Linked DNA regions of Mus musculus: region 1 is linked to region 2. Evidence: chromatin loops called from intact Hi-C (ENCODE). Cell type or tissue: left cerebral cortex. All regions are shown on one strand. Links, peaks and the distances in the headings refer to the core of each region. The heading gives the core; the rest is flanking DNA. Region 1 has its middle 9.3 kb from the start of Gm24861. Region 2 holds the start of D16Ertd472e (DNA segment, Chr 16, ERATO Doi 472, expressed).

Region 1 (16,310 bases), core at 5,624-8,123, 59 kb before region 2:
CCTGACACTGCATCAGCAAGTAAGTCAAAAATCACAATGGCTGACAATAGCAATGCCTAGTGCGGGTTTAGTACATGGCCTGCTTCGTGCTTCTTATACTGATTGGAACTGATGGAATGGCTTCCATCTAAATCATTGCCAGGCTCACAGCAAGAGAGCAGACAGGCTTGTAAATCACGCTTGGAATCCTAAAACCTGACTGGAAAGTGGCACTGGGTACATTTTATTGCTTCCAAATGGCACATTGACCCTGACTGTTAAGGTTCTTTTCTGTCCTCTCCCACCACAGCCCTAACCAGAACCACACGTCTCCAAAGTCCACATACTCTTTGTATTAGTTACATCTGTAACTAATGTGATAAAACACCATGTTCGAGGCAACTTAGGGATGAGTTTATTTGGGACTTATAGTCCCAAGTGGGTTAGAGTCTACACTCAAGGCAGCAGGTGTCAGGCATTTGGCTGGAGCAGAAGCTAAGAGCTGAGGTCTTACATCTCAAGCCTCAAGCAGGTAACAGAGGACGCTAATTCAAAATGACTCGAGTCTACTGAGACTTCCAAGTTTGCCCATGGTGGCATACTTCCTCCAATGCCACATCTCATACTCCTCCCCAAAAAGCCACCAACTGGGGAACAATATTCAAATAATTGGGACTTATGGAGGAACATGTTACTCAAATTACCACACTCTACAACATTCTCAGGTGGCATTCCTTGAATACATCAAAGCATATATAGGTCAACCGTTGTGTCATCTATTTGCCCAGGGGCTCGTTGCCATAGAGATTGAGAACTGTGAAACTTTAACGGATCCCAATACATGTTTGCTCTCCCACTTCCAGTACTCTAGAGAGAGATTCCCTTCACTAACTAGAACATTAACTGTTCTGGTGTCTAAGCCCTGGAGAACCTCTACATAACAAGACAATCTACCAAGCCTACACATGTTAAAGGCTTAAGCAGCCATACATTGGATACAAGCTTGGGAACACCAAAAGTCACAAGAAAAACAAAGAAAACAAACAGCACTTAATGGCCACTTCCTTACATCTACCAGCCAGGATCCAGTATTAGAGGACCCAGACAGAGAGAAACCAGTCCTGTAGTATATCTTTTCGCCATTATGCCTCTGGATTTACAATATATATAAGTAATATATATATACTTATTTTACCTACATGTACCAGTTACTAAGCCAGTACAGTTCCTAACCATATGAGAACCATATAATTACCTGGTGCCTGGGAAAGCCACAAGACAGCATTGGATTCCCTAGAAATAGAGTTAGAGATGGTTGGAATAAAGCTACCCAAGGAAGTGAAAGACCTCTACAATGAACATTTTAAACATTAACAATACTGAAGGAGACACCAAATCATATAGAGACCTCCTGTGCTCATAGGTTAGCAAAATTAATATTGTGAAATTGCTATGCTACCAACAGCAATGTCAAAACAGTGCCCATCAAAATTTCAATGTCTCAAGGTAGGGGTATTCAACTTTCAGAGTTTCTTAAGTGTAGTAGGAGGCCCGCCCGAGGCCTACATGAACCGGGTATTTCTGGAAGGCAGGCTGGGGCTGAAAGAGACTTAGACTGCGAAAGAAGATAATGAAGCCAAGACAAATATTTCTCTGATCAAGGCCCGAGAGTTTATTAAGAGAGTGTGCTTATAAAAGGGAAGGCCCATCCCCCACCAGCCCATTCTTGATGACTGGAGCCAGCTCGTAGGTGATCTACAGGGTGTGTCTTCAGAATGTCTCAAGGACCTTTCAGCGGGAAGCAGAGTCTTGGAGAAGAGCAAATAGAGTCATCAAGGTGAGAAGGCTCTACCCTAGGTAAGTTCCTTCTTAGTGGCAGCAAGGTCAAAGTCTGGATCAGCCTGCTTCAAGGCTGAGGGAGGCTACACTTAAGGTACCATGAACAGTTGACCGAATAAAGAAAATATGGTGTGTGCCTATGACACTCAGCTCTGAAGAAAAATGAGAATAAGTCGTTTACAGGAAAGCGGATGGAACTCGTGACCACAATGTTATATGAAATAAGCCAAACCAAGATTGAGTTTTTTCTTTCATATGAAGAGGCTGTTTAAATACAGATGATATATAGATCGTAAGAGTAGAGACAAAATAAGGAATGCCATAGGAGAGAATACTTTTAAACATATGCAGGGGAGGGGAATGAAAAGACCGAGTTAGCCAGTCCCGATTCGCCTTTTTCCCCGATGCTGTTACATGGAGAAGAACTATTCCAAATTTCAGGACTTTAAAAGGTTACTTTTCCAGGCCAGTCCTGCTGACCCAAAGCTGCAGGATCCTCATGACAAAAGGCAACAACACCATAACTAGGAGAAGTCACAGCGGGGATCCAATATGGATGCTCTCACAGAAGCCACCGACCTCGATCCAGACCAATGACTCACCGCAACGAACATTTGCAAGAGAAGATGTGTGGACAGAGAGGTAGACTGTTGGACACACTGTAACATACTACAGCCTCCACCATGAGATGGTTTTCCACACCGCATATGCTTTTGTGTGTGTGTATGTGTGTGTGTGTGTGTGTGTGTGTGTGTGTGTGTGTGTGTGTGCGCGCGCGCGCGCGTGTGTATGTTTGGGGGGTATGCTGCAAGAGTGAAAGGTACACAAAGCAGACACAGAGATGACTGGGACTGGGGCGTATGATGCGAAATTCACAAAGAACCGATCAAAAGTTTTTTTAAAAGTTACTTTTCCTGTATTCAGCACTTGGTGGTATGTTTTCGTTCAAGCATTCGATTTCATTTCACTCTCTATTCATCCTTTATGAGTATGCCATTTGAGAAATATTATTCACGTCATGAAAACCCAAGAGCAGCCTGACAGAGACATTAGCTTGATGTGTAAAAATATCCTGAGTCTGTTTCTGCAATATATATTCATTTCAGAAAGGTTGAAAATAAAAGAACACATCTGGGTGGGTTTCCATTTGGAATAAGTAAAATGGTCCTGAATGAATGCACCAGCGTCCTGTGAAAGGTGGTGTTTCCTTCCAGCTAAGCATTAGGTTACTAACAGCTGATGTCAAAAGCAGTTCCATGGTGAAAAAGAAGCTAAAGATTGTGCCTCATCTTTTATTTTAGTTTCTAATTTCCAATGCATTAATTTCTAATGCTCTATGAATGAAGACTAGGTTGGAATTTATCATTAATACCCTTATGGGATGGAAGTTTAAACATGTTTATTATTTGTTAGCCTACTTTCTTAAAGCATACTATGATACAGTTTTGAAAACATGATTCAGCTCAATAACTGTAATAGTAGGTGCAATTAACAAGTAAACATGGGCCACTGTCGAATTCTCCAGCCCCTACCCCAACCGCTCTGTGAACGTGTGAATGTTTGCACAGCAATGGAAGTAAAGAGAGGTTCACATTCCAGGAATGTAGTGGTCTATGTGGGTTTGTTTCCTTTGCTGTGATAAAACCAGGATCAGAAAGCAATCTCGACATGAGACGGTTTATTTCAGCTAGTTAGCATCCATTATGTAGAGAAACCAAGGCAGGAACTCAAGGAAGGAGCCTAGAGGCTGCAGCAGAGACCACAGAGGGATGCTGCTTACTGGCTCTGCTCCCAGGCTATGGTCACCTATCTTTGCTATATATCCCAGGGTTCACTTGTCTGGGGATGGATCTGCCCACAGTGGACTGGGTCCTCCCTGTACCAATTACCAGGAAAGAATATTCCTGGCTGACATACCCAACAGGCCAATCCAAGAGAAGCCATTCCTCATATGAGGTTCACGCTTCTCAAGGACTAGTATATGTTAACAAAACAACTAACATGCCTGGTTATGTTTTCATTATTCCCCTACTCAAAAAATGTCATATAGTCCATCTTTTTTACAGCTTTAAGTCCCCAAACCTTGTGAATTCTCCAACCTTAACCCCTACTGACACCACGTTTGTGGCGCTCCTGATCTTTTTTCTAAAATGCACATGTCTTTCTCCAGGCTGCTCTAGCACCGTTTCTTTCTCTTTGTGTCCAGGTTCTATTGGCACTTTTAGGAATCCGCATCTTTCTGCATGTCGCTTTTCCAAGGGGCCATCACCTCTTCGGAACCCCGTCAATCCAGGAACATCCCACTCATTCGCCTGCATTTGTGATTTGTACTTTCGTGATTACTGGTGTTTTTTCTTGTGTGCTGTTCCTATTCATTGAAAACACCAAGATGTTTCTTATACTTCTTTTTTTAATACTATCAATCTCCATAAAGGACTAGCACAGAGATTTGTAAGGAATTACAGTTCTTGACAACTGGGAATGTTAACTTTTATAAAAACTTTTAAAGAGTGGAAAAATGAGAACAGCTTCTCAAAATCACTCTGATGGGATACGTTCAGCGTTCACTGACTGTTGTCTGAACACGGCACCTGGGCCTGCAGAAAGAAGGGTTACCAAAAGGCACTGTGGTCAGCACTGAAAGTTCATCTGCAGTCACCTAAGAAGTAACGCAAATTCTTCATAGCAACGGGCAGGAGTTGGCTCAACTCTCACTTCCCATTTCCATTTTCCCAAGGCCAGAATTCTCAAGGATTCTGCAGCTTTGGGACACACTTATTTTTGAAAATCTGTTTTACATTCATAGATGGACAAGCGGTTTCCAGAATGGCTGCAATAAATCCAAGCACCACCACTTTATGATTATAAAAGCTGTAATCCCAAAGGAGGGGAAGGCCTCTTCTTGTTCTCCGTAGCTGCTTGCTTAACACAAGTGGCCTTGTTGGAACAGTGCTCTGTAAGACAAAGCAAATGTAGTTTCTGTGTCTACGTGAAAAGCATCCCCTTTCATTCCACAGGGAGGGCCTTCTGTAAAATGTCAATATATGTATCCATAAACGCTGTGCTTAGCTTGTGCTGATATGAATGATCAGGTCAAAATAGGTCTATCAACAGACTTGTAAGAATTTCAGCACTGAGAAGTGCGGTTTTGCTGCCCTCTGGAGGAGAGGAGTAGGTCACTTCCTCCAGTAATACGCACGCTTAGAACTGATCAAATGACTGACTACAGTAATCCAGTCACAACACTTTTAAAACTATGGTAAAACAAATTGCCTTCAGAAAATGACAAGAATCTCATAGGAACCACATTATCAAACCCCACACTAGCCCATAGAAGGAGCCCAGTCTGTCATTTGCCTTTTACACAATGTGGAATCATTGTTTACTCAAAGGAATTCAGAAAGTATGCGACCCACTTTCTATTCCATGACTGTCTGAGCAAAACATAATTCAATAACCCCAAAGGAAGACACATCAACCTTTTATAAACAGAGACACCCCTTTATGTAAAGATAATTTATATTCTGTGGACAGAAATATATTTCCTTTTCTTTTATTTAATTTTTTTTCCTTTCACAACAATAGGAAGCAAACCATATAGGGAGTGAGTAGCCATTTGCTTAGTGGCATTTACTTATTACTAGGCTGCTATTCATTCTTTCTAAATAACACCAAAGGTTGGTTGAGAAACTCATGGATTTTGGTTCTCTTCTATGTGGCCCATCATACTTAAAGTGAGTGACCAAGTTGCACTGGGCACGAGAGCTGTTTATCTGCAAACTGACACAGACACATTCGTGTTCACCCACTCTCCACCTGAGCAGTCAGAGAGTCAACGTGTATGAAGAGATCTCTTCGAGGGCTAAAGATGGAATAGAGACTGAGGGAATGGCCAACCAATGACAGCCCCAACTTGAGACCCATTCCATGGGAGAGAGCCCACCCCTGACACCATTAATGATACAGACAGGAAGCTACATAACTGTCTCCTGAGGGGCTTCATCCACCAGAGTATAGGGGCAGATACAGAGACCCACAATCAAACATCAGGCGGAACCCAGGGAGTCTTGTGGAAAGTGGAGGATATAAATGAGCGAGTCGGAGGGATCAAGGCCACCAGAAGAAAACCCACAGAGTTAACCAACCTGGGACCGTGGGCGTTCACAGAGCCTGGGCCAACAAGCAGGGAGCATGCAGGAGCTGGACCTTACACATCTGTAGCACACGTACAGCTTGGTCTTCATATGAGTCCCTAAGTAAAGCGGAGGCTGTCGACTCGGTCTCTGTTCCCTGCCATTGGGTCCCCTTACCCTTACCTGGACTGCCTGTTTAGGTCTCAGTGGGAGGGGATGTGCCTAGTCCTACTAGGACTAGATGCCCCAGGGTGGGGTGGTACCTAAGGGGGCTTTCTGTTCTCTGGGGAGAAGGGGAGGGGGCAAGGGGGAATGATTTGTACGTGAGAGACTGGAGAGGAAGGAGAGGCTATGATTGGATGCAAAGTGAATGTAAAAAATAACTTTAAAAAGAGAAAGATCTCTGCAAGCCCTAGACAAAGGTTCTAGACTTTTTTTTTATGGAGGCCTTTTTAAATTTTTTTTCTTTTTCTTTTATTATTAGGTATTTATTTCATTTACATTTCCAATGCTATCCCAAAAGTCCCCCACACCCTCCCACACCCACTCCCCCACCCACCCTCTCGCACCTCTTGGCCCTGGCGTTCCCCTGTACTGAGGCATATAAGGTCTGCACGACCAATGGGCCTCTCTTTCCACTGATGGTCGACCAGGTCATCTTCTGATACACATGCAGCTAGAGACAGGAACTAGGGCAGTTGGAAGTCCAAGTCCCGTTTATAGAGACAGCTTTGGAATGCGTACTGAATCTCTGTACTGCAGTGGCCACTAGAGGGCGCATCAAACGACAGTCTCAGAGAGACCCTGCCAGCCTTTTCCTTTTGCCCAGCAAAACAGGTGCCTTTTCCTCTTGGTTTGTTTGCCCTGATTACATATTAATGCACTCTCTGAAGCACCCTTTTTCACACTTTGTGCTTCAGATAATTCTTTTCATATTTCACACTCCAAGACTGTCTTAATCCTGAGTTCCAATTGTTTTAGTTAATTGAGACCACAGGAGTAAAAGAATGATCATTGGCTGGTGTCTTTCTCTTCTCATGAACCTGAATTTTTAACCGTGTGTGTGTGTGTGTGTGTGTGTGTGTGTGTGTGTGTGTGTGTATGTGTGAGAGAGAGAGAGAGAGAGAGAGAGAGAGAGAGAGAGAGGGAGATGTATATTCATGCATGAATATATGTGTGTATAAATATGTATTGAGTATGAATGTGTGCATATGTGTATGTGAAAATGTGAATATACATGTAGATACATGTATATATGTGAAAGTGTGTGCCTGTGTAAGAATATGAGTCTGTGTATGAATGTATGTATATTTGTAAATACATATTTGAATTAGCATATTCTGAGCATCTATGTGGATAAATGGATGGATGTGTGTGTGAATGTGTAAACGTAGGTATGCAGGTATAGGTGTATACACGCACATGACATAGCAATGATGTAGAAATTGGAGAACAACTTCGGGTGCTGGTTCTTCCGTCCTCCCACCTTGTTTGAGGCACGGTCTCTTGCTCTGTGCAGCCCAGACGGGCCAGCTTGACCAAGAACACAGTAGGGTGATTATGAGTGTTTCAAGCTGGATGTGGTGGAATACACACAGTAAAGGCAGGAGACACTATATTAGCTCTCTGGAATCATTGGCTCCCTAGACAAACAAGCTTTATAGAACTTTCTGCTTTGTGCTTGCTGAAAAGTTATCTTCCAAACCAGTCACAGACCAAGGCAATACAGCTCAGACTCGTCACGTGTGTGCAGTCGCCATTACAATTGAGAACTTCTCCCTTCCCCTGTGGTCAACTCGCGTCAAGTTCATAACTCTACAGCAGGCATGGAAAAGAAGATTTGCTTCCTTTCTCTTCCTTGTTTTCCTCTCTATTTCTTCTCCACGGGTCAAGCCTAGGAAAGAGAATTTGGCAGGAAAAGGCATAGCTCTTTTTAGGTGGCACAAGTATGACCTTGTATCACAGTCCTCTGTTGGGCTACGCCATATTGTTCTCTAAAGGACACCTTCCCATTGGGCTGTGCCAACAGCGTTTCCCACTGGGATGCATCAACTGCCTTTCCCACTGGGCTGTGCCAACTGTGTTTCCCACCGGGATGCACCAACCACCTGCCATGCAGCTGGCCACTACTCCTCTCCTCTCACTCCTTCACAATTGCCTTCACCACGCGGCTCTCTCTGGAGTAGGGTTTGGGTCTGTTCTCAATGTTCAGAAAGCTTTAACGAGCACCACACAACCACTCCTCTATCTACACCTCAGCACTTTGCTTCCTAGCCGACACTTCGGCTCCTAAGGGAAGACCCACCTCCAGCCATCACCTATCACCGCTAGCTTCCTCAGGCACAAGCTAACTGTGATTCTGGTCTTCCTTGAAGAAGACCCAAGCACACCTAGGGACCAAACCAGTAAGCAACATTCCTCCGTGGTCACTGCCTCCTCTGCCGCCTCCAGTTTCCTGCTTTGGCTTCCTTTGATGACAGACAGAAACCTGTAAGCCACAAATGACCTTTCCCTCCGTAAGTTGCTTTGGGCCATGGTGTTTATCACAGCGACAGGGAAACAATCCAGGAGGAAGACTTTTGTTAAAACTCAAAAGCAAGGGAACTCATCATATGTCCTTACGTGGCTGTGAGAAACCTACTTTACTCTTTGAAATTCTATTTTGAAAGTCCATAAAATGAGGCCCCTTCCCAGCACCTACTGCACTAGGCTTTGGTACAAACTAAGTGTTATGAAGCAGAATTGGGCAGCCAGAGAAGCAAAAGTAAGACCACATTACCTCTCCATGGGAACCCACTATGGCTCTAGTAAAAGAACAGCCTCAAAGCTCAGGAACGGGAAAAGTCACTTTCCTTTCCTCATTCCTAACACAGAGCTTACAAGTCCTGTGATGGCTTGAGTGAGAAAGGCTCATCATATATTTCAGGCTTGGTCCCCAGCTGATGGACTTTTTGAGAAGGATTAGGAGGTGTGTCCTTCTTACAGGAGGTGAGCTGCTGGGGGTGGACTTTAAGGTTTCAAAAGCTCTCTCTCTCTCTCTCTCTCTCTCTCTCTCTCTCTCTCTCTCTCTCCCTCCCTCCCTCCCTCCCTCCCTCCCTCCCTCCCTCTCTCCCTCCCACCCTCTCTCTTCTCCTGCCAGCTTCCTTTAATAAAAGTTACCTCGGTCGTAGTATCTCTGCATGCCAATAGAACCATAACTACTTGATGTATTGCTTTCTGATTTCTCAAAATAACAACAGTATTAACTTACCACATAAATATAGTCTTAACATACCACACTAGCAACCTGCTGTTAGAAGCATGCATAATTGTAAAGTACCTTGATTAATAATCCTAACAGTCTTCTCACCCGAGTTAGTATGAGTGAGTTTCAGGTTGGACCATCCTGAGCGTCTCTTCTGATTCCATGCCTCATGTGACTCATGTGACTCGTGTGACTCATGTGCTGCTTGCTTTGAAGCCATTGGAGCCCCAGCAAGTAATTCCAGGCTGTGCAGCAGTCTAGTCCCCCTGCCACCACATTGAAAGTCACAGAGCAAATTCCCTGTGGAATGCTCTTTCTCCAACAGGGGATATGAGACATCAGTGAGGTAGCCTGTAACTTGCCCTCAAACCCTCTATCCAATGGGGTTATCCTAAGGCATGAACTCTCTTTAGGGCCACATGGCAGTGACCCACAAACAGAGCATGTTGAACTGCCTTCTGTCCTTCCCTGTCTCTCTTCGCCTTTCATCTACTGTGCCAGCACCAGCCTGTATATCCTAATTAAGAATGATCATTTAAATCTTATATAAGACTCTTTGTTACGAAATGTGAATGAAAAATAAAAACACGTCATAATTCATATTTCCTTTTATTCTAAACTGAATTCAGATAATCAACTTACTTTTTTAAAAAATATATAAACTCTGAGTTTGTTCTGTGATAATTTTGTATAGTAAAAGTCTATCATGCACTATGATGAATTAAGACACTTATAACCTACTCAGAGTACCACCCTAGCCCAAAAATACCGTTCCTTGCCCAGGCTTGCACTACAGATTCTCAACTGGTCTTCCTGATTCCACCCTTTGCCTCGTCAGCACATTCTCCTCATTGCTGTCAGCATGACCGCAGCAGTTGGGACATGCTAACTACCGTAAACAACCCCTTGTTCCAATGCTTCACACAGCACACATATTATTTAGACAAGCCACACAGTTAGTTCAGTGAAAGACAAAGGTCACTTGGAAGCTTGGTTCAACTGCTTTTGATCTAGTGATTTCTCTACTCTGTGAAATTTGTAGTCACAGCCCAGTCCTCTCTGACCATCACCAGCAAGAGCCTGTCATGGAAGGCTGTACACAAGAGGTTTAGGCATCTGGCCACAAAAGGACATGCATCACCTCGGCCCAGTGCTCCACTTGATGTTTTGCTTCTTGTGTCAGCTTTATGGTGATTTTGGATAAGACTAACATTTAAATTGGTGGCGTTTGGATAAAGTTAATCACCCTCCATAATGAAGGTCAGCTTCTGCCAGATAACCGAAGGCCTTAATAGACTAAAAAGACCAATTGTCTCAAGTAAGATGGAATTCTTCCGAGGATGGTCTTCAGATAACATCTGTATCAGCTTTCTTGTTCTCCAATGACCCAGCTCACATAGAAGATTTAAGACTCATAGTATTTCACAACTATATGGACAAATTCACACACACACACACACACACACACACACACACACACACACACATAGCCACATGACTAATATGCCCCCACTGACTAGAAGTTAGTCATATTAGACATAGCTCCAGGGGAGCTTTGAAACACAAGCCATTCAGACGCATGAAGAGTGACACGCAGTGACACTTAAAGCAGAGCTGACTGCACAGTTTTCCTGTGATGAATCCACCACAGTGTGTTGTCTGATGAATTCTCCTTATGGAACGCACGACCAGCTTCAAGTCTCCTAATACACTAAGCATCTCCTTTTCCCCTCCGTTTTACAGATCCATGCCCCATCACAGTTGGCGGTGACCCTTTTAGCTTTAACAAAAAATCTCTGCTACTTCAGAGACACCACTGAGAGTTAAGACTCCCTCTATATCCACACTGTATTAGTTGCTTTTTCATTGCTGGAGGAAAGATATAAGAGATAAATCCCATCATGGTGAGAAAGACATTATCGGGAAGCACAGACCAAGAAGCTGAAGCCAGCTTGTTCACATTGCACCCAATCAGGAAGCAGAGAGTGGAGGAGTAATTGGTCTCTATTCATTTTCTCCCTTTTATGAAATCTGGGGCCTCAGCCCATTGACTGGTACCATCCACATTTAGGGAAAGTCTTCCCACCTCAATCCAATAAAATCAAGAACAAGTTACACCCTATATACGAAGTCACAAAGTAAAGAGTCCCACTCCAAAGGGGAAGACTGGGGCATAGGAAGGAATTAGTGGACTAAGCAATGAAGAAGGAAGAAGAAGGAAGACCAAAGTGTGGATACTTCAGTCCTTTTAGAAGGGGGAACAAAATACCTACAGGAGGAGATACCGAGACAATGTGAGGAGCAGAGACTGAAGGAAAGGCCATCCAGAGACTGCCCCACCTGGGAATCCATCCTATATACAGTTACCAAACCCAGTCATGATTGTGAATACCAACAAGTGCATGCTGACAGGAGCCTGATATAGCTGTTTCCTGAGAGACAGGCCACAGCCTGATAAATGCAGAGGTGGATGCTTGTAGCCAATTATTGGACTGAGGACAGGGTCCCCAATGGAGGAGTTGGAGAAAGGATTGAAGGAGCAAAAGGGGTTTGCAGCCCCATAGGAGGAGCAACAATATCAACCAACCAGACCTCCCCCAGAGCTCCCAGGGACTAAACCACCAACAAAAGAGTACACATGGAGGGCCCCATGGCTCCAGCTGTAGCAGAGGATGGCCTTGTCGGGCATCAATGGGAGGAGAGGCCCTTGGTTCTGTGAAGGCTCTGTGCCCCAGTGTAGAGGAATGCCAGGGCAGGGAGGCAAGAGTGGGTGGGTGGGTGGGTGGCAGAGCACTCTCATAGAAGCAGGGGGAGTGAAGATAAGATAGGGGTTTTCAGAGAGGAGACCAGGAAAGGGAATAACACTTGAAATGTAAATAAAGAAAATAACTAATAAAAAAAAATTTTTTAAGAAAAGTAAACTACGCCAAACTGATCTCCAGCAGAGCGCAACCACCAAATCCTACAGTTCTGTGCCCAGCATCTGAGGTGACGGGCTTGGGGATTTAGATGCCTGTGACTACAGGGGACATTTCTCACTCATACTGCCACGTGATAGAATTAATTGCACATAAGAGTGACTCTGAGAGACCAGATCTATCACAAGTTTCCAGGCTACTCCCCAACAAGCTGGTACCTGGCACTTGTTTCCAGTTCTAAGGAAACTAGGAAACGGCATTGCTGGGTATCTGGGATGGTGATTCCAGAGACAATGGAGGTGTGGCAGGGCCAATTAGAAGTTCTGACCCCAGACAGAATAAATGGATAAGTGGGAGAAGCCTAGGAGAACTGCCATCAAGGGCAGCTCCCCCCTGATTCCTGGAAGCTGTAGTGTGAGCTTCCGTTCCAGACCACAGTGGGGTAAGATTGCTGAAACCAGAAGCCATTCACTGCTCCTCCTTAAAGGTGTCTAAGCCAGGCTTTCTGTCACACAGACAAGAAAATGACACAGTACTTAGTTTATGCAATGTATTTTTTAAAATCTCTTTCAATTCATCGCTTTCTGAGAGAATTTTTGCTGTGTCTCGGGTCCCTACATATTTTGTAAATGAGGCAATGACCACCCTTTACTATGAAATATCTTTCCAAGTATGTTCCTCCAGCAACTGGTATTAAAAGAGAGAGAGTGTATGTGTATGCTTCTTTATGGAGCAAAGGGTGGGGGTCCTTACTGCCTGTTAGTGAATTTCAGACTTGGCTTAATTCAATGCTTCTCTTCTACATCACAAACCAGTGAGCATACAAATATGCTGTGCTCTGTCATCTGTGCACCCAGAGAATTAGACTATATCACACGTGCTTGTTCTTTTACTATGACAGCTCCATAAGCAATGTTATATTAAAATGCCAATCTATTGGTGGAAAAAAAAAAGAACACTCTTCTGGTGTGTCTGAGAACAGCCACAGTATACTTACATATAATAAATAATAAATCTTTTTTGAAAAAAAGATAGATGTTCATGACTTTATAATTCACGGACTCAAACTTAACGTGGCCTGGCTATAAACCCTAGTAATAAACTGACTGCTAGCGCACCTCCATGCTTCATAATAAAGCAAACCCGTCCCCGTCTCCCTCCTTACAAAATACCTAGGCTATCTCTGTTCTGATAAACATAGAAACTAATGAAGCAGGGAGTCTTTATGAAAAGACTCTCTTTATGAAAGAATAACTCCAAAAGTATGTCAACAGCTACTGTTCATCATCTACGCGAATGGAAAATCAGAAAGTGAAAGAAATAACATGGCTGTTCAACACAAAATGAAAATTTATATTTCAAATAAATGACAGGTCGGATTGATATTTATTACACTGCGTGGGAACTTATTTTTACTTGTAAGTCACAGAAACTCTTCTCAAACGAGATACTGAAAGCCAAGATGCTTGTACTGCAGAAGTGGGCTGGCTGAAACCTGGACCAGGAGCAACAGAAAGCACCAGAGATATAGGGCTATGAGGCCCAAAGAGCCATGGTCAGAATAGGATAACAAAAAGCGTGAAAGCTGGCAGCAAGAGTGTCCCTCTCCCCCTCACTTCTTGCCACGTGCTTAGTGGCAGAATTGTGTAAACGTGGTGTGATAGGTGTTTTACCCTAAGAACTGCTTCAGAAATGGAGCGTTTTCTCTCTAATTCTTTACCCCATCTGGCTTTTGTGGGATGGCTGACATCTCTGTAGTACAAGGCTAGGATGAACGTTGCCATGGCTCCAGGTATTCCTGATGCCCCAACCTTTGGGGCTTCTATGAATGTACCTGCTAGCCCAGGTCCCCAAAACTGCTAGAGCAAACTGGTTGGTGTTCTCACAAGTCCTATTTGACACCTCTCTTCTGGGCTCATCTGTTCAGTCAATTTCTCGCTTTTATCCCCTGTCTTAAACACTCAGGTTTCTGCTTCCTGAGGGATGGGGGAGAAACAGGTCGTGTTAAGTAAATATGTGTGGTGGTTTGGATGAAAAATTATCACCTCCCTGAGTTTCAGGCATTTCAAACATCAGTCCCTAGTTGGTAGTGAGAACTTTTAGGAGGTGGGGACTTGACGGAGGAAGGTGAGCCGAACTTTGAGAGGTCGGAGCCTAGCTCCACACACAGTTTTATCCTTGTACTTCTTGTTCGCATTTGAAAACTTGGTCTCTCAGAGTTCTGCATAGGCAGCCTGCTGCTGTCCCTCACCTACCACCATGCATTCTAGAAGCACAAACTCAAATAAACTCTTGCTTCTTGCCTTGGTCACGGCTTTTTGACACAGCATCAGAAAAGTAATTAAAACAGGACTCTACCACCACGAAGCTACATCTCTATCCATTTATATTTTATACCAACCTACAACTAAATGACACTTAAGTCATTAGGAGTTATTGGCGTGAGGACAGGAAAGGAGCTGGACAGGTCACTGACTAAATCAAGACTCCAGTGGTGGCATCTGGAGGTGACAAATAAAGACGAAGCCATCAGAGCTTTTTTCTAAGAGTCAAATAAAGGGACAGAGTTCAAAAGAAATGGTGCCACTCATTAATGTTTTCTGTGGTGGAAAGGAGATGGGAGAAAACTGAAGACATTTCCTCCCATTTAATGAAGGAGTTTCAGTCTGCTAATTGGAATTAATAAATTAGTCATCCCTCAAATGAATTCTTCAACAAAGGCCAAAGTAAGTGAGTAATTGACTCTTTCACATTTGTGTGCAGTGAATATTATCAACTGGGCACATTGATTCTCCAGGTGTTTTCATTGTGACATACAGTGTCTACTTAAAGACTCTTCATGCAGTCAATACTGTATTTTATAGAAATCTGAAATTCTACTCCCTATAATTTCGCTCATGTGGAAAATGCATCCAGATTTCCAAAAGTAGAAAGAAATTATGGGAACATGTCCAAGTGCTAGACTTCTTAAAACGTGAGATAGATTTTAATTTTTAGTTCTTGAGTTGTGTCCACTAGAAGGCAGCAAAATTTTTCAGAAGAACATTGCACTTACTAGAGAGAGAAGTTATGAGGAAACCTGGATTGCTACTTGCTGATACACACAAAAGCATATTAGAGCCCCAGATAGCCACAGTGTGGGGAAATAGCTGGGGGTGGGGAGGGGGAATGCAGCAGAGACATGTCTCAGCAGTTAAAGATGCTTCCACTAAGCCTCATAGCCTGAGTTCAATACCCAGAACACACACGGTAGAAAGACTTCTATATGTTGCCCTCTGTGTCAGTGTGCAACCCACTCACAAATAAGCAAATATATAAATAAATAAATAAATGTTTAAAGCTTAAGACTTGGAATATTTGCTTCTTAAGACTAGAATATTCATGACTATCCTATTTCTTTTTATAGAATTTCAATGAAAATTATTATAGAGCATTTTACTTCAAAGCTTCAATGACAAGCTTTATTTTAGCTGAATATCCAGTTAACTTATAATTTCTCCATTTGATGCACATGATCTAAGCACTTCGCACAGCCAAATGCTTGACCTGACAATTGTTCCTTTATTGGCATGACAAAAGCCTGCCCACCTCACTGTGCCCGATGCATCTCTGTGTCTTTCTGGCTTCTTCAGAGAAGCAGCAGCAGAATCTTCAAAGTCTTTCTATCTCTCTCTCTCTCTCTGTTTGTGTCTCTCTCTGTCTCTCTGTCTCTGTCTGTCTCTGTCTCTCTCTCTCTCTCTCTCACACACACACACACACACAAACACACACACATATTCTCTTGTGTGTGTGTGTGTGTGTGTGTGTGTGTGTGTGTCTGTGAACATTTGTGCCCCCTGGGGAGTCAAGTCCAGAGGTCAAAGGACAATTTACAGGATTCTGTTATCTACCTCTACCATGTGGGTTGTGGGGATCAAACTTATGTCATCAGACTTGGTGGCAGGTATCAGTCAGTCCCTCCTTAGCCACCTCACCAGGTTCAGTCATGCACCATTTATGAAAAATTTTTGTGGTCTCTAGAGAAAATGGATATGTCTTTTACCTTAAACCCAATCAAGCCTGGCAAAAGAAAGGTCCTGGTTAGTTGACAGTTTACCATCTGGTTTCAGATGTAGAATACAGTCTTCATGTAGCATCTCCCCTGTCTAGCCACACACAATAGCACGTAAGGCATCCTTTAACTCAAAACTCTCATGA
Region 2 (16,310 bases), core at 5,400-7,899:
AGTGTATTGCAGAGGTCAAAGGATAACTTTGGTCCTTGATATCCACCCTGACTCTTGTTCACTCTCACCGCATATAGCAGAATAGCTGATTCATGAGCTTCCAGGAATTCTCCTGTGTCTGCCTCCCATCTCACCATAGAATGATTCCAGGCATGCATTCCCAAGCCTGGCTTTTATGTGGGTTCCAAGAATTCAAACACATTTGAGCCGCAAGGTCTTTCTTTACCCATGGAGCTATCTTCCCAGCCCGGAGCTAGTTTTGAAAGGACTCCATGTACAGATAACTATTCAAGTCCCTCTGAGCCTGCCTCTTGAATTATGGAGAACTGAAGACCAACCCTTTTGAAAGGACTGGCTTTTCTTCTCCCTATATTGTCAGGGAAGGAGGTGAGGCAGTGTGGTTACGCAAGGATTTTTGCAGCATTGTTCCGGAACCTCCCTCAAAATGGAAGGAGATTACCACCAACCCGGGGATTCCCAATCAATGTTTATGACTTAAAACAGAAGATGACTATTAAATAAATAAATGAGATTGTTTAATGAAAAACAATAAGCTGAAAATCAGCTTGTATCTGTCTAAGTGCTAAATGGATCAATGTATTCCTGTTAGGAGAAAGGCAAAAAGCCATCATGAGTTTCTTGAGGGGAGGTGCCATCTGCATTTGTCTCCGAAAACTCTTTGAAGAATACACTGAGAAACTAGAGGAAAGATCTGCAGACATAATAACCAAGGATTCCAGCCAGGATGAAATAAGGGTTACTAGAATAGCTTGTAAAAGAAAGCTGGCCACAGTATACATAATACCTATTTTTAAAGGCTGGAACACAGATCATACAGCATGGGGTTTTTAAAGGAAGGCAAATGGGATGAGGCACACAAAGCCCCTGGTTCTATCTATGCCTAGATGTATTTTCAGACCGCACGAGGAAAGGCCATACTGCAGTAAGGAGAAAAAGTTTGAGGAAGATGAAGGAGAGGAGGAGGAGGAGGAGGAGGAGGAGGAGGAGGAGATAGTGGTGGTGGTGGCTGGAATTTGACATACATAGTGTTAGAAAGGAAGACCCATACATAAACAGTATTTCAATTTTTTGGTTTGTTTGTTTAAGTCTTTGACTGAAGGTGAAACTGAGCATGTGTAGGGTGAGACCCCAAGAGGCTTGGGGAAAATTATCCAATAGAGAAAGGCTAACTACTACAGACTATAAGGCAAACATCTACTAGAACTCACAGGAACCTGAGTTGGTTGAGTTTTACTCAATTAGGGTACAGAGTCTTTCCCGAGCATCATGACATAGAATAGAGACCTTAGAAAGTCCTCGTCTAAGGACAGGATAAAGGAACAGCTATATGCACTTACAAACTGAGTTTAAAAACATGTTTGGAGACAATCAAGCAGAATGCCGCCAAAATAACTTCTAAACAAACTCCAAACTTTTCTAAAACTTTATATATACTCACTGTATCAGTTTCATAAAACTGGCATAACAAATTAAGGCATGTTTAATGGCCTAAGGCCATATCCATTTATTATCTCATGGTTGGCTAGGCATGGTTTCAATAACCATTTCTCCCACTGGCTCATAGATTTGAATGCTTGGCTACAGGGGAGCGGCACTATTTGAAAGGATTAGGAGGCGTGGCTTTGTTGGAGGAAGTATGTCACTGGGGGTTGGCTTTGAGGTTCTCAAAAGCTAGAAATCTCAGCTACTGCTGCGTTGCCTGGAGGCTGCCATTATCCCCCCCGCCATTTTGATAATAAACTAAACGTTGGAAACTGCAAGCCAGCCCCAATTAAATCCTTTCTTTTATCAGAGTTGCTGTGGTCGTGGTGTCTCCTCTCAGCAGCAGAACATTAATGGAGACAATGGGTAAAAAAAATATCCGGTAAAATGTATTTCAGTTGAATGCTCTGTTTTGGGTCCACTGAGGCTAAAATTAGGATGTCCGTAGGATGCTGAAACGAAGCCCAAGTTTTTCAGGTTGTTGGCTAAACATAGTTCCTCACAGACTAGGCCTGAGATCTCTACGCTTGCTGTTTCCTGGGGTTGGTGAGTTATATCTCTAGGATTCTCCCAGTTGGTTTGGCATAATCTTCTGAAGCGTTTCTGACATTAAAGATTCTGCTTCTAATGGTTTCTATGATTAGAGTCACATATTACTGTGCCTTACTGTACCGAAGGCTCCAAATACAGTGTTTTCCCATTAGTATCTCTCAAATAAACTGAAAGGTCGACTGAATTCTCTCAACATTTCCTTAAGAATGGCTAGATCTTCTGCTTCTCTTTGTGTGGAGATGTCTTTATTTTCAGAGCTACACTGGGTAAACAGAAATTTAGGAGTCCAGCTCTGTTTCCACCTGTGAAAGTCTTTATTCCAGGTTTTTCGGGTTTGTATGATTTCTAATAAGAAAACTGTAGCAGTTTCTCAACTCCTCTTTAAATGCATCTCTCTTCTCGGTCTACTTGATGGTTTTTCTCTTTTCCTTGTTGTTTTTCTTTTCATTATGTGTTCGTTGGGACTCTTTTGTCTAGCTTCAGGTTTGTTGAGCTTCTGAGATATGGCTGATACTTTTCATCAACTCTAGCTTGTCCCCCTCCCCCCACTGCCCTTCTCCTCCCTGCCGCCCCCAGTACTGCAGTCATACATGTGTGTTAGGTTGGGTGCTGTTATATCTGAGATCACTAGCACTCTGGGTTTTGTTCCTCTGTGTCTTCTCTCTGCATTCCTTTTCTTTCTGAACCCAGGTCTTTTCTTCTACAGGATCTGATTGGCTTTGAAAGCTGCCCAGTGACTCTTTCCTTTCAGAGATATTCTTTGCAACAACAGGAGCCCGCCCCCGCTGCTCCCCCTTTCATTTTCAAATAAAACTAGTTGTATTTGTGATTTCTGTACCACAGTAACACAAGCACCAGACTGAAACAACTTAGGTTTATTTGGTCTCAGGACTTCAGAAGGATTTCAGCTCATCCCACATCCCACGGCAGGGAAGGCATGGGAGGTGGTGCAGCTCTTGGAAGCTGATGTGAACTAAATGGCAGTGGATGTGTACATATGGGGAGAGTAGGAAACAGAGTCTTCAGTGCTGGGCCAGCACTAAAGACCAGGCTAATAATATTCAGACTTCCTCCCAGTGATCCACTTCTACTAGCTGGGTTCTGCCTCCAGAAATTTTCGTGGTCCCTAAAACAGTACCAACCGCTAGGATACACAAGCCTTCAGATCATGAACCTATGGGGACTGCGTCTTAGATTTAAGCCATAGCGGGTATCAATTCACTAAGAGTATATCAACGATTCTCAGTGTCTAAAGTTGCATAAGCACTGAGGGAACACATTTGGCAATTTCCTTTTTAAACTGAATGGGAATTTGAGTTAGTGGTGTGGTACTTGTGCAACTCACATGGATTTGATCCTCACATTCACACGTACCCTGACACAAAATAAGCAAATGTTCACCATATCATCTAGCAATTCTGCCCTAGTTATTTACCCAAGAGAATAGAGAGACAGATAACATAGAGCCACCGATCTTGAAAGCTTATCGGTTATGAGAACTGATGAATTATGATGTAACTCATCAGTGCCTCAAAAAAGCAGCCAATGTCCATGTTGATGGAGTGAAAGTACAAGAGTCAGTAACACTGACTTCATGCGGCCTCGCTACAAGTGCAGGATTTCCGGTCCTACCCCAAATTCCCTAAATATGTACCTACATCCGAAAACAGCACTCAGATCTGTGGACCTGCAATGGCTTCAAGGTGTGGGTAAAGAGCTTTCTATGTAAGTATGAGGACCAGAGTTCAGTTGCCCAGATCCAAGTGTAATGGCTACTCTTGGTTGTCAACTTGACTATACCTGGAATGAACTACAATCTAGAATTGGACAGCTTACCTGTGATCCAGATCTTGAGGCTGGAAGACACAAGCTTCTGACTTGGATCTTGGCATGGTGATCTTAAGGCATAGCGGCCATGAAAAATTTAGGCCCAGCCAAGGTAGTACTGGCCTTTAATCCCAGGAGATTAAGGCAAAGAGATCTCTTAGTTCAAAGTCATCCTGGGACAAAACAAGTCCCAGACTCAGTTGTGCCAGCACACACCTTTAATCTGGGCCACACCTTCTGCTGGAGACCTACATAAGGACTTTGGAAGAAGGAAGAATCATTCTTCTTTGCCTGCTTGCACTTACTTGCCAGCACATCTGTTGAAACCTACTTCTACAGAAGGCAAGCTGAAACAACTAGCCTTGTGGGACCGAACAAATACTAGATTCCTGGACTTCCCATTCACAGCTGACCATTGTTGGGTTAGTTGGACTACAGACTGTAAGTCATCACAATATATACATTCCATAAGTTCTGTCACTCTAGAGAACCCTGACTAACACACCAGGAGAAAACAAACAAACTTAACACATTTACTGCAACATGGGAGCTGGAGACAGGGAGATCATGAGAAGCCCACTGGCCCACTAGCCTACACTACACACCTATGAACAGCAATGAGGCCCTTTCTCAAACAAGATTTAAAAAAAAAAAATGAGGACAGACATCTGAAGTTGTCCTCTGAGCTCCACACACATGCCAGGATATGATCATGCACACATCATACACACCACATATACAAACATACACATACAAATATAAACTTTGTAAAAATCACTTTAATTAAATAAATGAGTAGAATCCAAAATGCAAGATATTTAACACACCCCAAATTTTAATATGCATAGGGGGCAGGGACCTATAAAATATTCATTATTATTATTAATGGGGGGGCGTGTCCTGGTGACTGTGGGACACTCTTGGAGGACAGCTTTGTGGAGTTAGTACTTCCGTTCCACTGGGAATGGAGCTCAGGTTGCCAGGTTTGCCATAGCAAACACTCCCCCTCCCCCATCCCACCTCATGCCACCCCCGCTGAGGCACCTCAGGTCCATGGATCTGGGGGTCTTTTTCAGAGCAAGGTATTGATTTCTGGATTCTGCATTTGTAAAAACGCCACATGGGGTCTTTGAGTCATCCACCACACTTCGGTAGCATGGGCACAGATGACTTTTTTGAGTCCTTGATTAGTGGCTTTACCTCCGCAGCCTTGAGTTCAAGCTCCAGTTTTTGTTTCTAAGAAACTGCGATAAAGGGTTAGTCACCACTAAACTGCAAGAGCCGAGTTTCCTGTTTCTCTTCTGTGGACTGTTGAGAAAGACTAGCATAGCAAACGTAACTGAAAGTATTGCGTAGACTTGTGGCCTAGGCAAGGCTTAAGGAGTCAAGCAGATGATGAAAGTACATTTACATACTAAAAAAAAAAAAAGTTTAGGAAAGGGGTAGACTTAAAAACAAGAGGCGGAGCCTCGGGAATGTTTTCCGTGGATGTGCATGGGAGGTACCACATCGTGATACATAATTCGAAGAAAAGATGCTCTGCTTCTAGAATTATACCTAAATCGGGATATCTGAATTATCAACTTTTATCTCATTCAGAAAGTCAACCAACATGAAACAGGAGTTCAAGGATAATACTTGGTTCAGGCTCCTGGTTTTGAAGCAATACACTCCCCACGCGTGTGTGCCTTTCTCCTCCTCCACCCCTCAGGCTTAGCCGTGGGCCCATTCCTGCAATCCGCAAGTGGCTGGAGTTTTCAGGGGCTGCAGGGAGGCGGGCCGGACGGGTCCATGTGCGCCACGCGGAGGGGAGCGAGATGCTCTCCGCGGAGGCGCAAGAGGATGCGCACGGGGGCGCGGGGCGGCGCGGGGCGGGCGGAGGGCGGCTACACTCCCTGCGCTAGGGTGGCCACGTGGGGCCCTGGGGCTGTGGGCTGGCCCGGCCGCTCTCCCCGTGGGCGGCTCGGGGTGGCGCAGGCGGCCCGGGCGGGGCGGAGCGCGCTGCTGTCTGCGCTGCGGCGCCGGCGGAAACAATAGTGCGGATCGGATCGTGGCGCGCGGACGGTGGCCCGCGGAGCCGGACGGTAGAGGTCCTTCTCTGAGCCGCTCTGGTGCTCAGGACCAGTGCCGGGACGGACGGACAGACGAGACGGATCCCACGCCGTGCCGGACGCCCACGATCCTCGAGTGGCGTCCCCGGGACCCTCCGGTCCGTGGCTGAAGAGTCTCCGACGTGAGCCGATCCTTCCCGGGTGTCCCAGTCCCCACGTGCGTCTTGCCGCGGCGGAGCCGGGGAGCCGGGTAACCGAGTTAGCGGGACGCCTCCAGACGCTCACCCAGAAGTTGGCAAAGCCGCGTCCCAGCGGCTCCTTCTGGCCACAGCGACCGACCCGAAGTTGGTTGACAGGCCGGGTGTCTGCCGGCGCGACCCGGGAGGCGGGTGTCTCCTGTGGGCAGCCCTTTTGCTTTTTCGCAGTAAAACTGTGATACTGTAACTCCAGGTATGGCGATGCTTGCCTGACAGGGCTGTTGCAAACGCCTCCTTTTTCGGTTTTTGGGGGGGTTTTTGGTCGGTTACTGCAGGCCATAAGCAAGTTTTTGCCGTTGTGTAACTTGCTCCTTTCTCTTTCCTCATAGGGGCACTATGAACGAAGAGGAGCAGTTTGTAAGCATTGACTTGAATGATGACAACATTTGCAGTGTTTGTAAACTGGGAACAGACAAAGACACGCTCTCCTTCTGCCACATTTGCTTCGAGCTAAATCTCGAGGGTAAGGATTCTGCGGTTTTAACTGCGTGCCGCGTACTACTTTGTGCAACTTAGGCTGAGATGTTTGGAGGTAACACTGCAACTGCTTGAAAGCCTAGAGATTGTCCTAAGTGAAGATCTGCTAAGGGTTTCTGGAAATGAAGCCAGAGTTAACAATAGTTATGAGTCGAGGGAAATGTTTGTCTTTATAACAGAATGTTAAGCTCCTTTTAACTAATATGAAATGAAGTGCAGGTATTGTCTGATAAACATTTAAGAATCAACATGACCGTACACGTGGGCAGATATAATTTTACTCCTTTCTGCCAAACTTAGTCTCTATTTTTCCCATCATGTGGTGAATTTTAACTAACTTTTATTTTTTTAAGTTGTTTATATCAGATTTTAAATAACTTCCTTTAATATTAATAATCTTTTTAAAAAAGGACTTTTCAATTCTTTCGATGCCAGTACCATTGTGAGAATGTGTAAAAGAAATGCTTGAGAAATTAAACCTTTTGCTGAAGGTTGTGTTGGGTACACAGATAACTGGGTCCTAGATGTTTCCAGGAAACATGGGCTGTGAGCTTTCTATTTGCACTGTCACAGTGAAACCCCAAGTCTTTTGGGGTATCTATGAGTCACACTGAAGAAGAATCTTAAAATTTCCCCCAAAATAAAAATTTGTGTATAACTTGAATTTTGAGGTTCTAATGTGTCTGTCAGTAGAGAAAGATCTTACTAGATACTAAATATTTTGAAATACCTAGATGCTTAAGGGCTTGGTTTCAAAACAACATTTCATTTTGTCTTTAAAGACTTTCATGATTTTTTTTTTGTCTTATTAAGAGGGACAATGTATCCTTATTGCTAAGCACACTCCTGTACTGAGATCATAGACTTTGCCATTCCTGTTAGGACTTGTTACTCAGAAGTGTTGTAGCTTCCAAATGGTGTCTGTCTTGGCGCATCATGGAGTTTCTGTGGGCTAAGTAGTATGCTTGTTACTCTGGCTTTAGTAAATTGTAGTGATTACACCTAGTTTTAAAAGCGTGACTTAGAAATGACGATTTTTTTTTATGTGTGTGTGGAGTTTATATTTATGTTCTCTGTGCCCCAGTGAGAGGGCACACTTCTGCTCTTTGGAAACAGTTTTTTTTCCTGTGTGTTCTCACACCTCCTGGAAGTTTACATTTTAGAAGGGCAGAGACATCAGACAGGATCAACTTGCAATCTCTGTGTTGTCTGGAAGAAACTGAGGCCTGGTGGGTGGGTGGGCTGCTCCAGGTTGCTGGAGTGGCGTCAGCAAGCTGTTCTTCTGTGCCAGGCAAATGTTTGCTGGGAGCACATCTGTGCCAAGCCTGGCCCTAAGCGTCTTACTGGATTATCTTCATTCAAAATAGCTCTGGGATGCCTGCTATGATTACTTGTTTGAATGTGATGGAATGGAACATGAGAGACCTAAGGAGTGCAGTTTGAAGGCACATCGCTAGTAATTGGTAGTCCCAGGCTTCGAAGCCCGGCCATCTAGTTCTTGTGGCTGTGACCTCAGTCCCACTCATCTACTGTCAATAGGTAGTGAACTGTGGGATAGATGCTGGAAATCCTTCCTCCCGAATCCTAATTGGTTTTTGATTCAGCCAGCTTTCCCTAATTGGTGCTTCCTGATACGTAAATCATCATGCCATATAACACTTTACTGCAGAGACCTCAGTTTTCATAATTGCTTTCCTGGCCCTTCTGAAGCTGCCTTTTAACTAACTGTGAGCATTGTAGCTCTTGATGTGTAAACATGACCCCGGTGCTATGTTTTTTGAAATAATACTTGTCTATTAGTCTAAAAGACAAAAAAAAAAAAACGGTTCTCAATCCGGATTAGAACTGTTTTATCCTCTGTGTTAAAGGTGAAGTTCAAAAACCGCCTCGGTTTGTCTTGATTGTCAGTTCCTTGTGCTCACAAATGGATTTCCATTGTTACTGCGCTGATGAGCTATTTGTTATGCACATTAGTTTAATATTGTCCTACTGCTGTGGGAAGATCAAGAAAGATTTCCACCAAAGTCAGTTTTTATAGCAGTACCCACCCAAGTCGTGTTTTTAAAAAAAATCAGTGGAGGGCTGGCAAGATGGCAGGATGCAGGGAAAGACACTCGATGCCCAGCTTCAGGAGCTGAGTTTAATTCCTGGATCTCACAGGGTGGAAGGGAAGAGCCAGGTCCCTCAAGTCACCCTCTGACCTCCGTGTGTGAGTTGTGGCACTCACCACACACACCACACACACACCACACACACCACACACACACACAACACACAACACACACCACACACACACATTTCACACGTTTTTAAAACCAGTGGGAAAAGGTGAAGACGGGGTATATTCTTCACCTTTGTCAGTGACTTGAGTTATTGTAGTCTCCTTTCTATAACTGGGATGTAAGAGGGACCTTTGAAGGGGACATTTACAGGTTTAGTATAGTTTTGTCTGGATTGTGGTGATGTTGCTGTTAACTAAGAGACTTTACATTTTCCTCTCAAACATTTTTTTTTTTCTGCAAAGAGCCCACGTGAAATGCAGTGTCTGGAGGACCACCACAGCTGGGCTAGGTTTTAGTTCACACATTTGAAATAAAACGCCATTATATACACTTCAGAGTGTTTACATGAAACAGCACTAGCCTCCTAATAATGAGCCTCTTGTTGAAGAGCCATGTGCTCGTGTGTACTTCTGCAACAAAGACAAAGGATGAAAGGGGATTGGCCTCACACAGGCTGCTCTTACTGGAGGGACTCTGTATTCTAGGCATGGCTCTGAGTTGTCTTTTTGCTGTGGTTTCACACTATTTAGAAGGAGGGTGGGTAGTGACTAACTTTCATGTTCCCAAAGCGTGGTCCTGTTCTTCAAAAACCTAAAAATGTCTTTCAAGGGACATTAGCTGCTCCCAGGGGTAACTTTCGAGCCCATAACTCACCTTCAGGATAATCTATGCACTTGGGAGCTAAGGAGATGGGCGCACAAGCAGAGGGCTAGGCTCGGATCTAGTCATAAGGCACTCCAAGATTTGGCATAGTGTTAGTGATCAAGTACACGGAGAGGCATCTAGTTTGTTGCAGTAGCTTCTCTAACCTACGTAATAACCAAATTGCTTCTAGTCCCTAAACAGAAGCCAGGTCTTAGGGGCCTGCAATGAAAAAACCGTAATGTACAGAAGGCAGTAACAGTCCAGGGAGTGGATCCCCGAAGGCAGGAGCTACTCTGCTTCCCAGATAAGTAACGTAAGCTTTCTTACAGTGATAGATACAACTGTAGATAACTAAACCAGTTTGGTTTCCATCTAAGCTGGCTTTGCTAGCTGACAAGCAAGCATGTGTCTGGCTTCTCTGCGTAGTCTTTCGTCTGTTCTCCCTAATCTCTTGTTCTTTCATGAAAACTGAAGTAAATTAGGTTCCTGAATCTTTCTAGCAGGAAAAAAAAAAATCTGTATTTTCTCCGAGTAAATCATAAATGAGCCCAGTGTCTGCCTTAACTATTCATCCATCCTGGGTTTCTTACCATAACTTTGTTCATCACTGGTTGGTATGACATCCTTGCTTCCACCTGAAAGCCAGAAGTGGTTGTTTAGTGTTGAAAGTCTTCTGTTCTTCCTCCATGCCCTGCTGTAAATGCCAGCGCCTTTCTGCTCAAGCAGACAGATCCACTGCTTGAGGCCAGGAAGCAACAAACTTCATCTGACCACAGCCTCTTCCTCTTGGTCCCATCCCATAGAGGCAACACCACGTATTAAGGTGTATTAGTCAGGGTTCTCTAGAGTCACAGAACTTATGGATAATCTCTAAATAGTAAAGGAATTTATTGATGACTTACAGTCGGCAGCCGAATTCCCAACAATTGTTCAGTCGCAGCTGTGAATGGAAGTCCAAGGATCTAGCAGTTACTCAGTCTCACGCAGCAAGCAGGCAAAGGAGCAAGAGCTAGAGCTAGACTCCCTTCTTCCAATGTCCTTATATTGTCTCCAGCAGAAGGTGTAGCCCAGATTAAAGGTGTGTTCCACCACACCTTTAATCCCAGATGAAAGGAGTAGCCCAGATTAAAGGTGTGTTCCTTAAACTCGGAGATTCAATCTTCTGGAATCCATAGCCACTATGGCTCAAGATCTTCAAACCAAGATCCAGATAAGGATCTCCAAGCCTCCAGATAAGGGTCACTGGTGAGCCTTCCAATTCCGAATTGTAGTTCATTCCAAATATTGTCAAGTTGACAACCAGGAATAGCCACTACAATCCACCCCTTGTCAACTTGACACAAATAATATCTCATGTTCACATGAAACAATAACAAGGTTGTAAATACGCCTAACATGATATAACTATCCCTCGTACAATCGCAAACGCATTAGTAAATTTACAATGGGCATTCATATTACTTTATAATCCTCGTTTCTGCAACTGGTTACGTGGCCTTAATTGGTATTTATAACTACCTTCCTCTACTACCCATTCTGTATTTCCTTCACCTTCAGCCAGCACCTCAGCAGGTCTTGGCTCTTTTCCTGGAGGATTGACCCATACCTTCATTCCTGATGGGTCTGCGTCCTTTGTCATCCTGCTTGGATTAGGCTGTTGTAGTTTCCCATTGACTTTAATCACAGGACATGGTAGTACTAAGAGACGCCCTAAGGGATCTCCTGCACTCCAGACATAATCTTGCTTACCACCATTGTGAAGAGGTAATCCAATTTCCCCATGGTAATCTGGATCTATCACCCCTCCTAACACTGTTATTCCTTTTTTAGCCTGTTGGTTTAAGGGCATTAGAAGCCCAAAATGACCAGGGGGAAGTCTGAGCTTCCAGTTCAATGAAATGTTTGTTGTAGCTCCTGGTAGGAGCACTCCCCTCTCTGGAGCCAAAACTTCTAAGCCAGCAGAACCTAGAGTTATGGGGACAGGAAGCAAAAATTTTCCTAGAGGGTCACTAGGAGTGATAGTAAGTGGAACTATTCCGTTTTCCACCCCTTGATTCCTGGACCCATGAATCCTGGCTATGGGTGAAACTGTACCATATATCGAGCGCTGATTCAAAGCATATACTGCCTTCTGAAGAACTCTGCCCCAGCCTTCCAAGCTGTTACCACCTAATTGGCGCTGTAACTGCGTCTTCAAAAGGCCATTCCATCTTTCTATCAGCCCAGCTGCTTCAGGATGATGGGGAATGTGGTAAGACCAGTGAATTCCATGATCGTGAGCCCACTGTCGTACTTCTCTGGCTGTGAAATGAGTTCCTTGGTCAGAAGCAATACTGTGTGGAATACCATGACGATAGATGAGGCATTCTGTCAGTCCGTGAATGGTGGTTTTAGCAGAGGCATTACGTGCAGGAAAGGCAAATCCATAACCAGAATAAGTATCTACTCCAGTAAGAACAAAACGCTGTCCTTTCCACGAAGGAAGTGGTCCAATGTAGTCAACCTGCCACCAGGTTGCTGGCTGGTCACCTCGAGGAATGGTGCCATATCTGGGGCTCAGTGTTGGTTTCTGCTGTTGGCAGATCTGGCAATCAGCAGCAGCTGTAGCCAGGTCAGCCTTGGTGAGTGGAAGCCCATGTTGCTGAGCCCAAGCATAACCTCCATCTCGACCACCATGGCCACTTTGTTCATGTGCCCATTGAGCAATGACAGGGATGGCTGGGGAGAGAGGCTGATTGTCCACAGAACGGGTCATCTTATCCACTTGATTATTGAACTCCTCCTCAGCTGAAGTCACCTTTTGGTGAGCATTTACATGGGACACAAATATCTTCACATCCTTTGCCCATTTGGAGAGATCTATCCACATACTTCTTCCCCAGATGTCTTTCTCACCAATTTTCCAATTGTGATCTTTCCAAGTCCCTGACCATCCAGCCAATCCATTGGCTACAGCCCATGAGTCAGTGTATAATCGTACATCTGGCCATTTCTTCTTGCAAACAAACTGTAATACCATGTGTACTGCCCGAAGTTCTGCCCACTGTGAAGATTTCCCTTCACCTGTGTCTTTCAAGGTTGTCCCAGAAAGGGGTTGTAATGCTGCAGCTGTCCACTTCTGGGTGGTGCCTGCATAACGTGCAGAGCCATCAGTAAACCAGGCTCTAGTCTTCTCCTCTTCGGTCAGTTGATCATAGGGAACACCCCATGAGGCTATAGGTGCATGCTTGGCAGCAGATGGCATTGTAACAGGAGTAGAAACCATAGGCATTTGAGCAACTTCTTCATGTAACTTGCTTGTGCCTTCAGGACCTGCTCTGGCCCGATCACGTATATACCACTTCCATTTGATAATAGACTGCTGCTGTGCACGTCCCACTTTATGACTTGCAGGGTCTGATAGTACCCAGCTCATGATGGGTAGTTCAGGTCGCATAGTGACTTGGTGTCCTATTGTCAGACGTTCAGTTTCCACTAAGGCCCAATAGCAGGCCAAGAGCTGTTTTTCAAAGGGAGAATAGTTGTCTGCAGATGATGGTAGAGCTTTGCTCCAAAATCCCAAAGGCCTTTTCTGTGATTCACCTACAGGGGCCTGCCAGAGGCTCCAAACAGCATCTCTATCAGCCACAGACACCTCAAGTACCATCGGGTCTGCTGGGTCATATGGTCCAAGTGGTAGAGCAGCCTGCACAGCAGCCTGGACCTGTTGAAGGGCCTTCTCCTGTTCCAGGCCCCACACAAAGCTAGCAGCTTTCCGAGTCACTTGGTAAATAGGCCTAAGTAACACACCCAAGTGAGGGATGTGTTGTCTCCAGAATCCAAATAGACCCACTAAACGTTGTGCTTCTTTCTTGGTTGTAGGAGGGGCTAGGTGCAATAACTTATCTTTCACCTTAGAAGGAATATCTCTGCATGCCCCACACCACTGGACTCCTAAGAATTTCACTGAGGTAGATGGTCCTTGAATTTTGGTTGGATTTATTTCCCATCCTCTGATACGCATATGTGTTACCAATGAGTCCAAAGTGGTTGCTACTTCCTGCTCACTTGGTCCAATCAGCATAATGTCATCAATATAGTGCACCAATGTGATATTTTGTGGAAGATCCAAACGATCAAGATCCCTTCTAACTAAATTATGACACAGGGCAGGAGAGTTAATATATCCTTGAGGCAAAACTGTGAAGGTATACTGTTGGCCTTGCCAACTGAAAGCAAATTGCTTCTGGTGGTCCTTATGGACAGGTACTGAGAAGAAGGCATTTGCCAGATCAATAGCCGCATACCAGGTGCCAGGAGATGTGTTAATTTGCTCAAGTAACGAAACTACATCTGGTACAGCAGCTGCAATTGGAGTTACTACTTGATTTAGTTTTCGATAATCAACTGTCATTCTCCATGATCCATCTGTTTTCTGCACTGGCCAGATAGGAGAGTTAAACGGAGATGTAGTGGGAACCACCACCCCTGCATCTTTCAAGTCCTTGATAGTGGCAGTAATTTCTGCAATTCCTCCAGGAATACGATACTGTTTTTGATTCACTATTTTCTTTGGCAGAGGCAACTCTAAAGGCTTCCATTTGGCCTTTCCAACCATAATAGCCCTCACTCTACAGTTCAGGGAACCAATATGAGAATTCTGCCAATTTCTGAGTATATCTATCCCAATTATACATTCTGGAACTGGGGAAATCACCACAGGATGTGTCCGGGGACCTACTGGACCTACTGTGAGTCGGACATCAGTCAAAACTCCATTAATCACCTGCCCTCCATAAGCCCCTACTTTAACTGGAGGGCCACAATGTTTCTTGGGATCCCCTGGGATCAGTGTCAACTCAGAACCAGTATCCAGCAGACCCCGAAAAGTCTGATTATTTCCTTTTCCCCAATGTACAGTTACCCTTGTAAAAGGCCGTAGGTCCCTCTGGGGAAGAACTGGAGAAAGGGTAACAGCAAAACCTTTGAGTGTCTTATCAAGATCCTTCCTCAGCGGAACCTGGCCACCCCTTCATTCAAGGGGTTCTGGATCTGCAAACTGTCTCAAGTCTGGAAATTGATTCACTGGCCGAGATTGCTGTTTACCACGATCTAATGTAGCCTTTCTTTCATTTGGCTGTTTACCACGATCTAATGTAGCCTTTCTTTCATTTGTTTGAGAATTTTTCTGCTTATACAGATCAAACAAATATGCAGTAGGCTTCCTATGTATTTCATTCCTGGAAACACCATGATTGGTTAGCCAGTACCAAAGGTCCAACCGAGTCATGCCATTATAAATTTCACCTCTCCTGTGCTGACCATTACTGGGTATGTTATTATAAACATTCTTTTGTCTACGCTGTCCATTATAATAACTAGGATCACCTTGTCTCCGGCGATTCAATGCTGCCACCTGGCCCTTGTTACCTCGGGATCCAACTAAACCCAGTGAATTTAATTCATCTAATTGAGCAGAAGCATCTCCAATGCTAAGATCTGGCACAAGGAAAAGGGAAAGAACAAAACCCTTCAAATGTGCTGGTGCCCCTCTCACCAATTTGCGTCTTATAGAGCTGGTGAAAGGCATATCTTCTGGACCTTCCCATTGTGGACAATTATGCTTTACACAATATATCCACTCTAGCATTGCAATTTCCCTAAGTCTTAAAATCCCTTCATCAACACTAAGCCACGGAATATCAGGCATCTCCAAGTCATTTCCAGTAGGCCATCTTTTGATAAACACCTCAGCCAACCATTCAAACAAACTTTTGACACCTTTTTTAACTATGCGAGCTTCCGTATTAAACCTAGAATCTCTACTCAGAGGACCCATGTCAATAAACTCAGCCTGCTCTAGTTTTATGTTCCTTCCACCCTTATCCCACACCCTTAAAATCCATTCCCACACATATTCACCAGGTTTCTGCTTGAATGAATTAGCAAACTCATTAAGCTCCTTAGTAGTGTAGCGAATTTCCTCATGGACTACACTTTCTACCTCCCCTCTAGGAGCCTGTTTTGCTTTGAGTCTGGTTACAGGTCTAGAAGAAACTATTGGTGGGCCGTGAGCAGACTCTGCAAAATTAATTTCCTCATGTGGGGAAGGCATTATTTCAAGGGGTGGGGCTGAGGGTACTACTTCCTCAGGTGGGGCAAACCCTTGAGAATCTGAAGATTCAAAATTCTCAGCTTCAACATGGTCTTCCCACACATCCCCGTCCCATGTTGTAGGATCCCATTCTTTGCCAATTAGAGCCCTTACTTTAACTGTCGACACACTCTGAGGCTGAGACTTGAATTTTCGCTGTAGTTCAGCCAACCTTACAATGAGAGTTTCTGTTTGATTTTCTGCAACTTGAGCTCTATTGCTACAAGAGAGAAGATTCTCCTCAAGGACACACTTAGCAACTTTTAGATCGTTTACTTGTGTCTGGAGCCTTTCGATTTTATCACACAACTCCTTCCTTTCATTCATCATTTTTTCCACAGATACTAAGAGCAGCCAGCCAGTAAAATCATTTTTCGATTTTTTCCCCATCTTGTAGAAAGCTTTGTGCACTGAATCACCTAATTCATTAAGAAAATCAAGGGCATTAGCTTCTTTAAGTTCGGAATATAGTTTCAACCATGGGTCTTCAAAATTCTCTGAGCTCTCAGGAGGGAGAGAATCTGGAGAGGTTTCAATAGTTGAAAGTGCTGGTGGATCAACAAGCCAATTCCAGAATTTTAAA

What was found. Hi-C counts contacts between places; a loop is a spot of excess contacts. Peaks named below come from ENCODE experiments on the same cell type or tissue, not always from the same donor. Only the 100,000 strongest peaks of a DNase experiment are listed, where the experiment ranks them.
Region 1: it touches region 2 in a loop (2.1-fold over the local background); 11 of 42 quality-filtered maps call a loop at or near these places.

The regions. Positions count from the first base shown.
Region 1 is chr16:78,625,847-78,642,156 of GRCm38, reverse strand. No RefSeq gene overlaps it. Among named protein-coding and RNA genes, the nearest start is that of Gm24861, 9.3 kb to the right of the region's middle. In left cerebral cortex, for the core only: a CTCF peak has its summit at 6,723 (motif pointing right); a DNase peak (open chromatin) is centred at 6,714.
Region 2 is chr16:78,566,264-78,582,573 of GRCm38, reverse strand. D16Ertd472e (DNA segment, Chr 16, ERATO Doi 472, expressed) reads left to right here and starts at 5,886. Exons shown (of 5, transcript NM_001252439.1): 1 at 5,886-6,150; 2 at 6,520-6,653. The coding sequence starts at 6,527. In left cerebral cortex, for the core only: no CTCF peak of the experiment used is centred there; DNase peaks (open chromatin) are centred at 5,771, 6,168 and 6,563; H3K4me3 peaks cover 2,500 bases; H3K27ac peaks cover 1,314 bases.